Linked DNA regions of Homo sapiens: region 2 is linked to region 1. Evidence: chromatin loops called from intact Hi-C (ENCODE). Cell type or tissue: Caco-2. All regions are shown on one strand. Links, peaks and the distances in the headings refer to the core of each region. The heading gives the core; the rest is flanking DNA. Region 1 overlaps SORBS1 (sorbin and SH3 domain containing 1). Region 2 overlaps PDLIM1 (PDZ and LIM domain 1).

Evidence for each region. Hi-C counts contacts between places; a loop is a spot of excess contacts. Peaks named below come from ENCODE experiments on the same cell type or tissue, not always from the same donor. Only the 100,000 strongest peaks of a DNase experiment are listed, where the experiment ranks them.
Region 2: it touches region 1 in a loop (7-fold over the local background); 8 of 110 quality-filtered maps call a loop at or near these places.

The regions. Positions count from the first base shown.
Region 1 is chr10:95,343,703-95,352,033 of GRCh38, reverse strand. SORBS1 (sorbin and SH3 domain containing 1) reads left to right here. Exons shown (of 33, transcript NM_001034954.3): 25 at 658-825; 26 at 5,582-5,628. Among named protein-coding and RNA genes, the nearest start is that of PDLIM1, 57 kb to the right of the region's middle. RefSeq lists an enhancer at 4,469-5,121. In Caco-2, for the core only: no CTCF peak of the experiment used is centred there; a DNase peak (open chromatin) is centred at 4,933.
Region 2 is chr10:95,261,963-95,270,293 of GRCh38, reverse strand. PDLIM1 (PDZ and LIM domain 1) reads left to right here. Exons shown (of 7, transcript NM_020992.4): 3 at 1,432-1,516; 4 at 6,231-6,430. Among named protein-coding and RNA genes, the nearest start is that of PDLIM1, 25 kb to the left of the region's middle. RefSeq lists an enhancer at 5,209-5,984. In Caco-2, for the core only: no CTCF peak of the experiment used is centred there; DNase peaks (open chromatin) are centred at 1,619, 3,363, 5,953 and 7,023.

The DNA.
Region 1 (8,331 bases), core at 9-8,008:
AGCCTTTGGTGCATATCCTAAGGCCTTCTAAAAATTGTGCCTAGGGGAAGAGTTGGCTGCCTAGAAGGGGCATCATCCTTTCTGAAATGGGCAAGAACATATTAGAGTAAGAGATACAGGAAGCACAAAAATGACCTGGTGCCATAGACTTCACTAGCAGAAGCCTATAGCAGGTTTAATAGGCCTGAGGTGGGTAGGAGGAATTGGCCAGCCCTGGTCCTGCCAGGGGAATATGCTGTAGGAATATATCCCTGCCTAAAAACAGGGTAGAGATGGCACTTCCAGCCTCCTGCTGCCAGCCCAGCATGGTTGGGAATGCCCTGGATGTGCCCCCTGGCTCACCTGGCCTTTTGCTGCCAGAAGCAAGAGGCTTTGGGCTGAGCCGGGGGTAGGTAGTTTGCTGGACAGTGTAATCATGTGGAATCATCCTTCCCCTATCCCGGCTTTTCCAGTGAAGTGCTGCCTCCTTTCTACAGTGCTTGGAGGGTGGTTATGATGGGAGTGTAATAGTTGTGGCTCTACAGCCGTTCTGACAGCTGAGTCTTAAAGCTTCTGCCCCATTCACCCAGTACCTCCTTCCCTAATTACTTTTGTTGGCAGTTTTCTAATATGCTGGAACAGATGATTCACTGCCCATTTTATGCAATTTTATGGCAGAAACTTTTAGCGGACCAGAGACGACTTAAACGCGAGCAAGAAGAGGCTGATATTGCAGCTCGACGCCACACAGGCGTCATTCCGACGCACCATCAGTTTATCACTAATGAGCGCTTTGGGGACCTCCTCAATATAGACGATACTGCAAAAAGGAAATCTGGGTCAGAGGTCTGTTTTGGTCACCTCAATCTGCTGCTTGACCCAAAGCAATATTTGCCTATTTGCCTCCCCTCAGCATTGTCCTCTGTAGGCCAGTTTAGTTCTCCAAACAGCATCTGTCATCCTGGCCTCCCTTAGGCTTGCTTTGGCTTCTTGCGGCTGGTAAATAGACATGACCCCATTATGTCCTGTGCTCTGTATGTTCAAGCATGCCTGGCTGGGGGACCGGGATCTGCTGGCACATGCCCCTGTTGCATGCCTTAGACCATTGGCTGCCTTCATGAGTCCAGCCCTCCACATCCTGCATTTTATCATGCTACTGTGTTGCCTGTGCATTCTGCTTAGAAACCTTATACCTGAGTCCATATGCATTGGTAGCTATGGTGTGGACAGTTACACAATTCTTCTTTGAAAAGATGGTTAATGAAACTTTACGAAAGTTAGCTTAACAATAATTTATGCCATTTACAAAGGCCTCCAAATTTAGTGACATTAATTTTGAAATATAGAACAGTGCTGCTGCTCACATGTAGGTGGATGAATTGTGTGAAGTGTTCAGCAGTGCTGCAGTAGTGCGCCTCACTAAAGAATTTTGAAGCCCAAAGACTTTTGCAGTTAGGAAAAACCCACAGAGGGTAAGAGAGTTCTCCAAGGGACGTTTCATTTGTTCTTTTAGTTTTGACATTTCCAAGCCTAGATTATGAAAGCTTAATATTATAAGAGGAAAGAGAAGAACAAACTTTGAAGTGATTTTTATCCAGATCTTGGCCTCCTGCACTAAGGTCAACATGTCGAAATTCTCATGCTAGCCAAATGCTGTATCTTGCGTAAGAGTTTATGCTTTGCCATGTAACCCTTAAGTAGCGCTGCTGAAGATGATCTCTTTTAGGGAAAATGGGTAAGTCTGGGATTTAGGGTGGGAGCTAGGGGAATGGGGGAATAACACCCAAAGTATGTACTGTTTTATAACCTTTCAGTACAGTAGATTAATATTTGTTTCTATCTTTTTTATTTTATTTTTTATTTATTTTTCTATCTAGAGTATCATTGCCTATCTTTTTTATTTTAGAAATATGACTGGGCATAGTGGCTTACACCTGTAATCCCAGTACTTTGGGAAGTCAAGGTGGGAGAATTGCTTGAGCCCAGGAGTTCGACACCAGCTTGGGCAACATAGTAAGACCCCCATCTCTAATTAATTAATTAATTAGATAGATTGGTAGATAGCCAGGTGTGGTGGCACATGTCTGTAGTCCAAACTACTGAGGAGGCTGAGGCAGGAGGGTTGCTTGAGTCTGGGAGCTCAAGGCTGCAGTGAGTCATGATCATGCCGCTGCACTCCAGCCTGAGCAACAGAGCAAGACCCTGTCTCAAAAAAAAAAAAAAAAATGTGTCTGGGAAGAAGAGATAGTGAAAAGAGGGAACCAAATTAAAAGAAAGAAAGCTGGCTGGGTTTAGTGGCTCAAGTCTATAATCCCAGCACTATGAGAAGCTGAGCCAGTAGGATCACTTACGGCCAGGAGTTCGAAACTAGCCTTTGCACCATAGGGAGACCTCGTCTTTACAAAAAAATGTATATATATAGAAAAATTAGCCAGGCTTGGTGGCACACGCCTATAGTCATAGCCACTTGGGAGGCTGAGGTGGGAGGATCACTTGACCCCAAAAGTTCAAGACTGCAATGAGCTATGAACACATCACTCCACCATGGATGGCAGAGTGAGATCCTGTCTCAAATTTAAAGAAATTTGAGGCTGTCTCAAATTAAAAGAAAAAGGAAAGCTGGGGAAGAGAAGGAGACTCTAAAATGATGGAGAGAAAGAAAATCTATCAAGGAAGAAGCAAAAGTTAGCGAATGTTAATTGCAAGGGAAAGATAGCCCTTGAGCCCTCAACATTCCAGCTCCTCCTCAAAAAGGCCCTTCTCAGAAGGCTCTGGGCATGGTTTGTCCTCACTGACAGTCCTGCCTGCTTGTAGGTAGAAGAAGATGGGAACAGGTGAAGGCACTACGGCTGCACACTTACACATGTACATGATACATGCAAACAGAAATGCACCGTGGGTGGAATAACCACAGACAGAGGCAGGCAAACTCAGCTCAGTGAGCCTGCCTCCCTTCTAGAGCAATGCTTCTCAAACTCTGACAAGTGCGTTAGCATCCCCTGGAGGGCTTGGTAAAATACAGACCCTGGGTCCTATCTGCAAAGTTTCTGATTCTGCAGTGGGGCCTGAAAATTTACATTTTTAACAATTTCCCAGGTGATATTGATTATACCAGTTTAGGGACCACATTTTGAGAATCACTGCCCTAGAGGTTGACTGTGGACTAGAAAAAGTAGAGACCAACACATCCCAGGTGCACCACACTGTGTCAATGCACTTCAATCCCATTCGGTAGGACTTGGGTGACCACAGGTTCTGTGTAAGACCCTATGGGAGGCAGAAAGAACTCAGTCTGTGCCCTTGGGGAGCTGATAGTGGAAGTCTCCCTCTTATACAGTTATCTCTGTCCTGTAGTAAGTAATACAATACTGTGAAAGCCAGAGGAGGGAAAGATGGATTTAGCCTTGGGAGCTATAGGGAGATAAAGAAGGAGAGGATGTTGCTTTGTATAACCATCGATGACTCACATACACGTCTCAAGAGTTCAATGGAATCAGTGAATTTTAACAGGTCTTTAATGAAAAAAATCTCACCACCCCACATTATTAACCTAAGTCTGCTTACAAAGTAACCATAAACTACACAGCTATATAATTATATTGATTTAATTGATAGGAGATATTGTTTTGACAGAACTCAGTTACCAAAGTGTGAATGCTGTGCTGCTTTGGTATACATTTTTTAAAGTTCACACAGCTCTACAGCTGGGTGACATGAGGTAACCTACTTCCTTGTGTTTTTCTATTGAAATCACTGTGAAATTCGTATCCTTATAATTTTGGTCATTTAGTTTTCTCTTGTGAACTTGTCATTTATCATTAACCCCACATCCATTATTTTCTTGTTCACCTGCAACTGTGAAATTATGCCCTTTGGTTACAGACACAAACACAGGTATTGAAATTGTGTGGCTTTAACTAGATTATAAGGTGATCATTCACTTGGCCCCCGTACGTTTGGTATAGATGGGTAGATAGATGAAAACATCAATGTGAAAATGCAGACTTTAAAAATGCCTGTGGAAGGCTAGGCACAGTGGCTCACACCTGTAATCCCAGCACTTTGGGAGGCCAAGGCAGGAGGACCGCTTGAACCCAGGAATCTGAGACCAGCCTGGGCAACATTGTGGGACCCTATCTGTATAAAAGTTACCCAGGCGTGGTGGTGCATGCCTGTAGTCCCAGCTACTCAGGAGGCTGAGGTGGGAAGATCACCTGAGCCTGGGGAGTCAAGACTGCAGTGAGCCATGATTGTGCCACTGCCCTCCATCCTGGGCAACAGGGCAAGACGCTGTCTCAAAAAAAAGAAAGAAATTCCACAGCCGGGCGTAGTGGTTCACACCTGTAATCCCAGCACTTTGGGAGGCCAAAGTGGGTGGATCACTTGAGGCCAGGAGTTAGAGACCAGCCTGGCCAACATGGTGAAACCCAGTCTCTACCGAGAAATACAAAAATTAGCCTGGCGTGGTGGCACATGCCTGTAGTCCCAGCTACTCGGGAGGCTAAAGCAGGAGAATTGCTTGAACCTGGGAGGCAGAGGTTACAGTGAGCTGAGATCGTGCCACTGCACTCCAGCCTGGGAGACAGAGTAAGACACTGTCTCAAAAAAAAAAAGAAATTCCAGATAGAGGAGAGGGTAGGAGGGGGTTCAGCTGAGGTGTAGCAAATAGATTTGACTGGAACAGGAACAGTGTAGTAGAGATAAAGGCAATTCTGTAAGAGTAGGGAGAAACTACCCAAAGGCCTTCACCTATGGCAGGAATTGAGATTTGAACTGAGGGAAAGTTGAGAGCAGCAGCCAACTTCAAAGCAAGGAAGAGATGTGAGGAAGAATGTTAGGAATGTTATTTGTGCTCCTGGGTGACAGATTAGAGTGAAGAGAATGTGAAATCAAAGGAAGCTTTGTGTCAATGGAAACTAGATGTCAGCTTTGAGCAACAGGGTTGTGGAGGGATGGAGGTGTGGAGGGAGGTCCCTCCTGACTTAATGACACACTTGATCAGGAAGTGGAGAAGGGGCAGAGGCTGACTTGGACCTGGGCATCTGGGAACAGAGGGCTACCCAACAGGATTGGAAGTCTTGGCAGGAGTCATTTGAGCTCAGGGACCACTTTATCTGGCTTTTTGGATGATGTCACAGACCGTAAGAAATATATGGAGTTGGAGATGATGTGAGAAGTGAATCGGCATTTCACCTACTTGCATATCATAATTTAAGCAAGTAGATGTCTCTAAGGAATAAGACAGTAGATAAGGAACATCTTAGGACTTCTGGCTGACTTTGTCTTTTTGTTTGTTTGTTTTTTTAATAGCCATGGTTCACATGTTTTGAGGAACTGTTACCTCAGCTTTGGGACCTTTCTAACCATCTCTTCCCCAGATCTGGCTGTTTTTAGGGGGATTCTCATGAATGACATACATAGTTGACTAAACATTTATCTAGTGTTCTACTAAGGTCAGACAAATGCAATTTTGCCCAGATTTCTACACTAGAACAAACTGGCTAGAGTGAATTTTTCTGCTTTGCTTTCTAGAAATTTGTGAAAATGTGTCCTTGTTGTCCATGAATCCTGATTTTAACTTGTCATTGTTTCTTATGTTCAGATGAGACCTGCCAGAGCCAAATTTGACTTTAAAGCTCAGACACTAAAGTAAGTGCCACCAGTTATATTTATTTGTCTTTTTAGCTGCCTTTTTGAAACACAGCAGTTTGTTTGTAGAGTTGGAGAAATAACAATTATAAAAATTGTTGTTAAAAAAAAAAGAACAAAACAGTAGTTCATAGAGTTTGCTATGTGCCAAACACTATTCAGAGTACTTTGCTTATGTTAATTCCTTATGGAGTGGGTGCTGTGATGATCCCCACTGTTCAAATGAAGAGACCAAGAGACTATAAGGTTAAGGAACCTGCTCAAGCTGGTGTGATAGAGTTGGAATTCAAACCTAGGCAGAGGTTGGGGTCTTATACCCTGCCCCACCCTGCCTCCTCCTATGTAGTGGCTCTATTTGCTCAAGTGGTGGCTTGATCTGACCCATCTTTTCTGTGGAAGGATCTAGACCAGTCTCTAGGGAGATAACTTTACCCATTTTGCTACAACATCCCAAGAGATTAAAATCTTACATGAACCCACAGGAGACTGGCGTTTCTCTTAAGTGTGTTCTTCAGAGTGCTAGCCCTGTAAAATTTTTCTCAAAAAGAGAGTTCTGTTGTAGAATGAGTTGGGAAACACTGCATGCTCTATCTATACCTCCCACCCACTTTGAAGAGATACTTTGTTGATGACATATTAATAGCTCCAGAAGTCTTTCAAGAAAGGAACCTGAAACACGATTTGGGAGATGCTACCAAAGACTGGGTTCCATAAGGAAACAGCTGGCTTTTTATCTAATAATGGATTTAAATAGTCCATGAGTTCTCATTGGCAGCTAAAAGTACAATGGTCAGTGGCCACCCCATTGTCCTGCAGATGGATGGTTGTGCATCTGGTGATCAGAGGGAGAGCTCCCTGTCCTTAGATGCTGGGAAATGCTGTGTGGAGCTAACCAACCATGGTTCTGATCTCCTGGATCACAAAATGAGTGACCAGGCCACAGTGTCTAGAGCCTAGGCACAAATCTGGTATAGTTGGGTTTGTGTGTATTACTCCAGTCCTTTAGTTGGTCAGCTAAAGGAGGTGGCTGTGTAATATACTGCAAAGATTGTGGGCTTTAGAGTCAGGAAGCCCTGTGTTCAAATCCTGACTATGCCACTTACTATCTTTGTGACTGTAGTGAAGTTATCAACTTCTCCCCCACTCAATTTTCTTTATCTGCGAGATAGGGGTAAAAATGCCTCTCTTGCAGGGAAGCTGGGGTAATACCTGTAAAACATTTTGCATAGTGACCAAAATTTAATACTCAAAATATGTCATCCTCTTCCCCCCCTTTTTTTTTTAAACCAGAAAGGATAACAGAGATATATAAATTAATTTGCAATTTAATTAATACACTTATTTCTTTGAATTGAGGAGTCTTTGTAAGATTTATTAAATGGTATAGTGATGATAATATTACATTTTCCCAGATTTCATAAAGAGTCTTAAAACAATTTTTTTTTAGAGCAACCCTGTCAAATAGAACAGGTGAGAAAGCTTAGATCCACAGAAATTGTCACCTTTTATCAACATTGCTAATGCCGGAGAGAGGGCTCCTTCCTCCTAACTCAGTGTTTTCATCACGACATGCTGCCTCCAAAAAAATGTCCACAAAATTTAGTGAAAAAAGTAAATTCTAGCTCCATGGTCTTTTAAGCCCTTCAGTCACTTGGTTTTACATTTCGCCATAGTCAATTACTCAAAAAAGCATGCTGTCGGGGCCAGGCGTGGTAGCTCACACCTGTAATCCCAGCACTTTGGGAGGCTGAGGCTGGCAGATCACTTGTGGTCAGGAGTTCAAGACCAGCCTGGCCAACATGGCGAAACCCTGTCTCTACCAAAAAATACAAAAATTAGCCGGGTGTGGTGGCAAGTGCCTGTAATTCCAGCTACTCAGGAGTCTAAGGCATGAGAATTGCTTGAACCCAGGAGGCGGAGGTTGCAGTAAGCCAAGATCATGCCACTGCATTCCAGCCTGGGGGACAGAGTGAGTCTCCATCTAAAAAAAAAAATAGCATGTTATGGAATACTTGGTTCAACAAAGTTAAACAAGTTTCTTTCCCCCTGGCCTTCTCAGGGCCTCTGCTGTGCTGATGTACACCGTGATGCTCCAAAAAAGATCTAAAGCGAATCATATTTCTCAAACCCTCTCACCAGCAGTGGTTCTTTGGGAGCTAGGGGTATAGTCCACAGCAGTGGAAGAATGGGGCCCCAGGTTTCCCATGGTAGTCTTCCATCAGCTACAACTACAGACCCCTCAGTTCGTCTCTCACACACAAGTGGGTCCTTTGCTTAATAGTAGGACCATTATGCTCCCATCCCCCTCCACAGCTGCGAGATACTTAGTATAGCAGAATCAGGAGCCTGCAGATCTCCATAGGGGTGAATATGCTGAGGGTCTTGCTCATCTATGTGCCTGTGGTTGGGGATGAAGGGAGGGGGAATTCGTAATGCCCCCCAAAGAGGGCTGTGGCAAAAATGTGGCCCGAGACATTCCTTCTCACAGAGACAAATGTCCATATCCCCTTTACGGACCTCTTGAGAGTTAGAATCCTGTCTGCTAATGTGAGACCCACAAAGGTTGCCTTGTGCTTTTATTCAGCACAGAACTGACTTTCTGTAGTTTTCCAGATGTGCCCTCATTGTTCGGCCAGCACCCCTCACATACCGTGGGACTTCCTGGCATCCTGCAAAGTGAGCACACCCCTTCCAAGTTACAAT
Region 2 (8,331 bases), core at 262-8,261, 82 kb after region 1:
TATATAAAAATATTTTGTACACTTCAGAGACCTACCCCATGAGAGGTACACTGTGTTATTACTACCCCCTCAAAAGCACATCTGCCCTTCATTCTCATCTCCATTTCTATCTTTGTCCAAATCCTCTCCTTCAAGCCCGAGTTCAGGACATTCATTCATTCATTGATTAATTGATTTTTTATTTGTTTACCGGCATGTTGAAAAGGGACATCTTGTATATCTGGCATAGACATTGTGACAAATATAAAGTTAAGTATGGCCAGGTATGGTGGCTCTAGTCTGTAATCCCAGCACTTTGGGAGGCCGAGGTGGGTAGATCACCTGAGGTTAGGAGTTCAAGACCAGCCTGGCCAACATGATGAAACCCTGTTTCTACAAAAACACAAAAAAATTAGCTAGGGATGATGGCAGGTGCCTGTAATCTCAGCTACTCGGGAGACTGGGCTGGGAGAATCGCTTGAGCCTGGGAAGCGGAGGTTGCAGTGAGCCAAGATCACGCCATTCATTGCACTCCAGCCTGGGCGACAGAGCGAGACTCTGTCTCAAAAAATAAATAAATAAAATAAATAAAGATAAGTATAAATATTTTCTACCTGCAAGAGAGGAAACAACGACACTAATGAAAACTGAGACTAAAGTAAAATCATTGCTCTGTGGTTGGTACAAAGAAAATAGTTTATAAGAGCAAAAGAGGGGCGTTCTTCTCTTTTTTTTTTTTTTTTGGGATGGAGTCTCACTCTGTCACCCAGGCTGAAGTGCAGTGGTGCTATCTCAGCTCACTGCAACCTCTGCCTCCTGGGTTTAAGCAAGTCTCCTGCCTCAGCCTCCCGAGTAGCTGGGATTATAGGCGTATGCCACCACACCCGGCTAATTTTTGTATTTTTAGTGGAGATGGGGTTTCACCATGTTGGCCAGGCTGATGTCAAACTCCAGACCTCAAGTGATTTCCCCACCTCAGCCTCCCAAAGTGCTGGGATTACAGGCGTGAGCCACCACGCCCGGCCAAGAGGCATTATTTTCATTTGGGTCAAACAGGCTTCACAAATAAGTTGGTTATTTGGTCTGGACCAAACACACTGGGTTGAGATAGAGGAGAAGCCCATTCTATCCTGAGCAGAGATAGGGCAGTGTGAGTCATGCTTAGGAACATGGAGGAGACCACACTGCTGGTGTCAGCTACCCAGAGTGTGGTGAGGGAGGATGAAGTGCTTGGGAAGCCCCTTGGGGCTATGCTGGGGAGCCATCAGCCATGGATGTTATCAGATTGGGGTGTTTAAAAGATCAACCTGGTGGCAAATGGAAGGTAGAGCTGATGGGAGGGTGCTAGTTCAGTGCCTAGTCCAGGAAAGAGGGGGCATTTTTCCAGTTTGTCTTTGGTATATATTATTTATTTTACATGAGTGAAACAGCAGCTTTGTTAATCTGTTGCAGATCTGAACATAAAGTCTGGTCTCCTCTGGTGACGGAGGAAGGGAAGCGTCATCCATACAAGATGAATTTAGCCTCTGAACCCCAGGTAAGTTCTTGCTCATCGTTGCCGCTGCTCTCACCACCCAGCACTTTGCCGTTTCTGACACTGCTCAGCACATTCCTGTTTTTCCTGCCCTGGAGGCCTGGGGATAAGACCCTTCACTGTCTCTGCTGGTATCTGGCTCTTGTTCAGTTCTTCCCGTAAGGGAACTGCAGGAGGATAGGGCTGGAAAACCCCAGGGCAGTGACGCTGTGTCCTGGGCTGGAAGCAGGGGGTCGGAAGGCGATAAGGGAAGCCGGTGGAAGCCTTCCTGCGTGGGAAGGGTTGGCAGGATCACAGTGAAGTCAAGGAGCTATTCAGCTCGTTATGGATTTCAGCAACAAATGAATCATGACAGGGATGAAAATAAGTTTAGGTCTGGAGGCCTAGAGCCTAGAAGAAATCGGGGAATATGTAATAGGAAGCCCTGCTTCTCCCCACTGTATGCCCCTGTCTGGTTTCCATGAGCCATGGAGTGGAAATCTCTATTTTTGTTACAGTGAAACTTCTAGTGAGACTTTAAAATTACTAAAATAAAGCAGCAATTAATATAAAAAAAAGCAGTACATAGTGTACAATTTGTCACCCAGATAGAATTTCTCAGGACAGTAGACTGCCCTAAGATCCCATATTTGTGAATAAATCTCTCAGTAGTTGGATTATTGGATTGTAGGTGATTTTATTTCTTTCTGCCTTATGTGCCTCTTCTAAATAATCTACAAGGCATGGGTATTGTTTTTGAAATAAGGGACAAACTTAGAGATGTTTAGAACATCTTTTGTAAAATTCCTCACACCCAACATGCTACTTGTCTCAAAGTATGTGTCTGTTGGATACATTAATGAATTAGTAATGATAAACTAGGTATGTTGATAATGCCTTTTGAAAATTTTACACTGGTTTGTGATGGTTATGCATTTGACCCAAGTTGAAGATTTGAAATTTAACTTATTTTTCTAAATTTGGGATACTATTTAGTTTTTATGGTGAATTAAGATGTAATTAAAATACAATATATAGCTAGCTATCTTTTATACATAAAACAGAAACTTGTATGAAGTTGAACTCACTTGGTATATTAGTGTGTGTTAATTGGGTGGTTGGATATAAGTCATATTTTCTCAAATAGAATCCATTAAAATTTCAAAAACGAAGTCACATAAAATTTTTGCCATTAAGATAGTAAAAATAATTATTAAAAATCCCAAGAGTCATTTTAAGGATCATTTTGCATCATTTCAAAACTGATGTGAACATATTCTTCTATACAACTCCTCTCAGGAAAGTTCGTAAAATGGCACTTGGTCTATACACTGGCAGTTGTGCAAACTAATTTAAAACATGCCACAGTTAGTTTCAGTTTCCTTGGGAGTTCTCAGCTACTTCATTAAATTTACCATAAATGTTAAATTTTAATTGTTAAATTTTAATTTTTACATATTTTATAACACACAAGGAATGATTTCGTTTTAACTTGGTCTATCTGAAATCCTCATTTTCATGTAAATAAGGTAATTATGTAAATTTCAGTTATAGTTTTCATTTGTAGTATATTTGAATTTTCATTTTAAATCTGTAGTTACCTGTATTAATCTTTTGAAGGTAGTTCTCTTCAGATTACAAAAATTCTCAAATACTTTAAACCCTTGTATTTTTCTTGTGATTCTAGTAATGCTTTATTACTGTAAGAAAAACTTCTCACCCATCATTTTTCCAGTCTTTTACTTCCAGCCATTCTAAAGTAGAGGATAAATGAGTAAGAGCAGAGTTCATCTATAATAAAAAGATCTGTTGGTTCATGTAATGCCAACCAACACCCCAGCTTATCTGAGGTCAGCATAGTTACACACCTAGTTTGTACTTCCTCATTATTGAGTTTCCTTGGAGACTGATAAATACAAAGCCCAAACAATTACATCATCCCTTCTAAAAGGCAAGCCCTGAATCTGCCTGCTTTCTGGAAAGACCAGTCAGTATTCAGATGAGGGTAGAGATATTCCTTTTATGTACAAACCAGATGCATTCTTGAAAGATTCTTTAGAAAGTGAAATCATCCGAATTTTCAACCTGAATTTTCCATTGACTTCCATTCTAATTGGAAATGTGTTTCGGTGGAGGGAGAAGGGAACAGACCCTGGTTGAATATGTGCCACGAGCCAGGCACTGTACTTGACACTCTAGTAACTCACACAAATCCTTGTAAAGAAGGCTTTATCTTCTTCATTTTAAAGATGAAAAATGGGCTTAGAGGGGTATTCCTTGCCAAACAGGAAATTGCAGGGAAAAATTGAGCCAAGGCGGAAAAATAAAGACCCTTCCTTGGGGCTCTGCATCCTCTGCTGCTCCTAGGAATTGCCATGGTGATGGAGAGAAGAAGAAAGAATGACCATCCTGGCTGCGGCACATGTAGGCAAGGGTACCAGGCCACCCATCTGTAAATCTCTGTCTTCATGACCATAGCCTTTAATTACTATATATTATTTATTTGGGTAGCTGTGCCATAAAATTTACTTAACTACTCTTTGATAACTGCTGAAGTTTTGTGTTGTTTTTTATTTTTTGTTATTTATTTTTATTTTTTATTTGTGAGATGGAGTCTTGCTCTGTCACCCAGGCTGGAGTGCAATGGTGCAGTCTTGGCTCACTGCAACCTCTGCCTCCTGAGTTCAAGTGATTTTCTTGCCTCAGCCTCTGAGTAGCTGGGATTACAGGCAGGTGCCACCACGCCTAGCTAATTTTTATATTTTAGTAGAAACGAGGTTTCACCATGTTGGCCAGGCTGGTCTTGAATTCCTGAACTCAGGTGATCCTCTTGCGTTGGCTTTCCAAAGTGCTGCGATTACAGGAATGAGCCACCGTGCCTGGCCTGTTTTGTTTTTTTAGGGATGAGAGTCTAGCTCTGTCACCCAGGCTGATGTGCAGTGGCACGATATGGCACACTGCATCCTCCATCTCATGGGCTTACATGATCCTCCTGCCTCAGCCCTCTCAAGTAGCTGGGACTACAGGCTACTTGACTGTCTAACTTTTTTTTACGGATGGGGTCTTACTATGTTGCCCAGGCTGGTTTCGAACTCCTAGGCTCAAGCAATCCTCCTGATTTGGACTCCCAAAGTGTTGGGATTACAGGCGTGAGCCACTGCACCCAGCCAAAAGAGAAATCTTTTTTTTTTTTTTTTTTTTTTTTTTTGACAGAGTTCCACTCTCGTTGCCCAGGCTGGGGTGCAATGGTACAATCTCGGCTCACCGCAACCTCTGCCTCCTGGGTTCAAGAGATTCTCCTGCCTCAGCCTCCCGAGTAGCTGGGATTACAGGCATGCGCCACCATGTCTGGCTAATTTTTGTATTTTTAGTAGAGATGAGGTTTCTCCATGTTGGTCAGGCTGGTCTTGAACTCCGGACCTCAGGTGATCCGCCCGCCTCGGCCTCCCAAAGTGCTGGGATTACAGGCGTGAGCCACCACGCTCGGCCCAAAAGAGAAGTCTTAAACATAAAAATATTTTCAGGTTGTTTTCTTTTATTTTAAATTAGGTACTCAATAAAGCTTTTAGTTTTCATGATTTTTTTTTTTTAAGAAAGCATAAAAGACTTGAATATTTAACAAAAAAGGAGAGAAAAAAGGAAGTGCAACAGATGACAGGAACTCTTTTGGAGGCAGCTGTTCTGGGCCTGGGTGTTTTAAGAAAGAGACTAGAGTTCAGGAAGATTTTTCTGGAAAACACAGACACTAAGACACATTTTGAGTTCAGCTGGCTGCACAGAGCATGCATCACCTAGAAGCCATGGGTTGTCCAGACACCCATATAGAAAGGACCTTGCTGATTGGGCTATCAGAAAAGCTGTGATGCTGGCAGGAGGGAAAGAAAAAGTAGAAAAGCTGTAGTTTTAGAAAACAGGAATGTTAATTTCCAAAGTGGCTTTGCGGGTTTGTAAAGGAGCTCTGAGATGTTGTAGCTGTAGTAATTATTCACCTGACTCTTAACAAGTCTAGGGTGGGGGTGGAGGGAACTTTCTCAAATTACAGAAAGAGGGGAATGAGAACACAAGGAACTCAAAAGTCCTTTTCTGCAGCTCTGCTGGGTACCGCCCCTGTAACAGGTATCCCCGACCTTCTATCTGATTAGCCTTGTCTTTCTCCCAGAAGAAACAATAGATCCTTAATTTCCTTTACCCTTGCTCTGCAGGAGACTGAGACCATCTCTGCCTAGTCAGCAGCTGCTTCCCCTGTGACACCACACCCTCTTACCTTGCTTGTCTAACTTGCTCACTTATGGAGAATTTATCTCCACCTTTTATCATCTCCTGCTTTTGCACTGACCAAAGTGACTGCATATTTCTCTTCACCTAGTGCTTTAATCTCTTTGGTATGTGCCCTGAAAGCGTGTTTTAGCTCTGACTTGAATCTTACAGCCCAAAGCATCAAGGGCTGTCCTGCCCGAGGGTGCCTTAGAGGGCAGGCTTTGCTGGGCCTCAAGGAAGAATCAGAAGGTAGAGATGATTCAGGGGGTGTGAACTCGCACAGGTGCCCATTGTGGGAAACTTCCCCAGTCATTGCCCGTGTGTCTCAGTGGGTGTGTCAGTGTCCCTCAGCTAAAGTTTGGGTTGAACTAGGGCCATCTTAGCAGCTGGAACACCTCTCCCTGGCGCTCAGCCTGCACTGCCCATCAAGGGGTTTGCATTGGATGCCCCCCTTGATTTCTCCTCTGATCCCTGCCTGCAGGAGGTCCTGCACATAGGAAGCGCCCACAACCGAAGTGCCATGCCCTTTACCGCCTCGCCTGCCTCCAGCACTACTGCCAGGGTCATCACAAACCAGTACAACAACCCAGCTGGCCTCTACTCTTCTGAAAATATCTCCAACTTCAACAATGCCCTGGAGTCAAAGACTGCTGCCAGCGGGGTGGAGGCGAACAGCAGACCGTAAGTAGCCCAGGAGTCCTCCTCTGAGCCGCTCCTGGGAGGGGCTTTTCACATCAGGACCAGGGCTGCCCAGGCAGGTGCAAGAGCCACTACTCCAGGGAGAAAAATGACTACATTAGCAGAACACTTCTGTGTTCATTTTCTTCATCTACACAAAGGGGACAATACCTCCTGCTTTATAGGGTGTCTGTAAAAGTAAGAATTAATACGTAAAATGCCCAGCATTGTGTTAAGCACAAACAAATCACTTAATCCTCCAGAACTGTTTTTATTTGTGTTTTGATTTCTGTGGTCATCATCTTCTAATTGAACATAGTCCTTCCTTGACAGGCCTGCTGCTTCCCGAGAAATTCTTCAGTATTATTAGTCGGGGAGTGTTTGAGGGAATCTAGAGTAGCCTGTGCTTATGTCCACCATCTGAACTAAGCAAGGGAGAAATACTTCATGCTGCATAGTTTTGGTGAAGCAGTGTTTGCTTTTTCCCTAGAGTGGACCAGAGGTCATGAAAGAAGAGAGGTCCCTGAGGATATAAATGCTTGTCCTAGGAATAGGTTCTGATCTGGGGACAGAGGCAGGCTTAACTGGGGGAGAGGTAGGGCTGCAGGTGGAAAGGGGAGAGGTGTCTGAGGAAGTGCCTTGCTGGGGACTGAGGAGGCATGTCCTCTTCTGTCACAGATCATCTGGCTGCAGCTGCCTTTGAGTCTTTTTTTTTTTTTTTTGAGACAAGCTTTCGCTCTGTCACCCAGGCTGGAGTACAGTGGTTTGATCACAGCTCACTGCAGCCTCGACCTCCTGGGTTCAAGTGATCCTCCCACCTCAGCCTCCTGAGTAGCTGGTACTACAGGTGTGTGCCACCACACTTGGCTAAGTTTTACTTTTTTTTGTAGAGATTGGGGTCTCACTGTGTTGCCCAGGCTGGTCTCGAACTCCTGGGCCCAAGTGATCCTCCCACCTCAGACTCCCAAATTTCCGGGATTACAGGCATGAGCCACCAAGCCCTTTGAGTCTTTATTGGAGTCTCCTGGATCTTGCCAGCAGAGGGGCCCAGTGTCTGCTCCATCTCAGGCTCTTTGAGGATGAATCCAGAAACACTGGGAATCCCAGCAAAGGAACTGGGTTTGAGGATGGGTTAAAGATGGGGCCAATTCTCTGTAGGTGTAAAGTGGGTGGACTAGGTTAGGAATTGCCCACTCAAATACCCAAAAGTGGCAGGCAGGATGAGGAACTGAGGCAGAGCTCTGAGTAAACAAGGGTGCTGGGTGGGGGTGGGGGTGGCAGCTGGAGCGTGCATTCCTGGTCCGGAGGGGACGCTGCTCCTTGGCTCCAGCCACGTGCCTCATGCAGGTCTCATTTCTGCTAATTATTTCCATTAAAACAGAAGTTGGAAAGCCTCTTTTTTTCGGAAATCTCCTGATTTTTAATTATTGGTGACATTTAAATTTTGTTGGAAAACACTGTGTGGTCCAAACTTGCCTTAGCTCTGAGAACCTTTCTCACTTGGAATCATCAATTTTTGTATTGCCTCTGAAGCCCGCTTTGCCATTCAGTTTCTCCCCAATTCACCTTTAACAAGAACCTGCTCAACTCTTAGGGTAATTAAATTGCAAACCAATGGCTTCAAATGCAGGTTGAGAGAGGTTAAGATACTAGAGGTTCCAAACTACTTAAATGTTTGGAAAGGGCTGTTGTAGCAACACCTCTCAAGGGCTCCTTGGGCATTCCTTGCATATAGTCACCCCTCCCCTCCCCAGAGAGAGACAGATGTCATTGGACACCCATGACATGTGCATCCCTGTTCCCTGTGCCTGACACTGAGAGGACACTAAGATTTCTTTCTTTCTTTTTTTTTTTTTTTGAGACGGAGTTTCACTCTTGTTGCCTAGGCTAGAGTGCAATGGAGT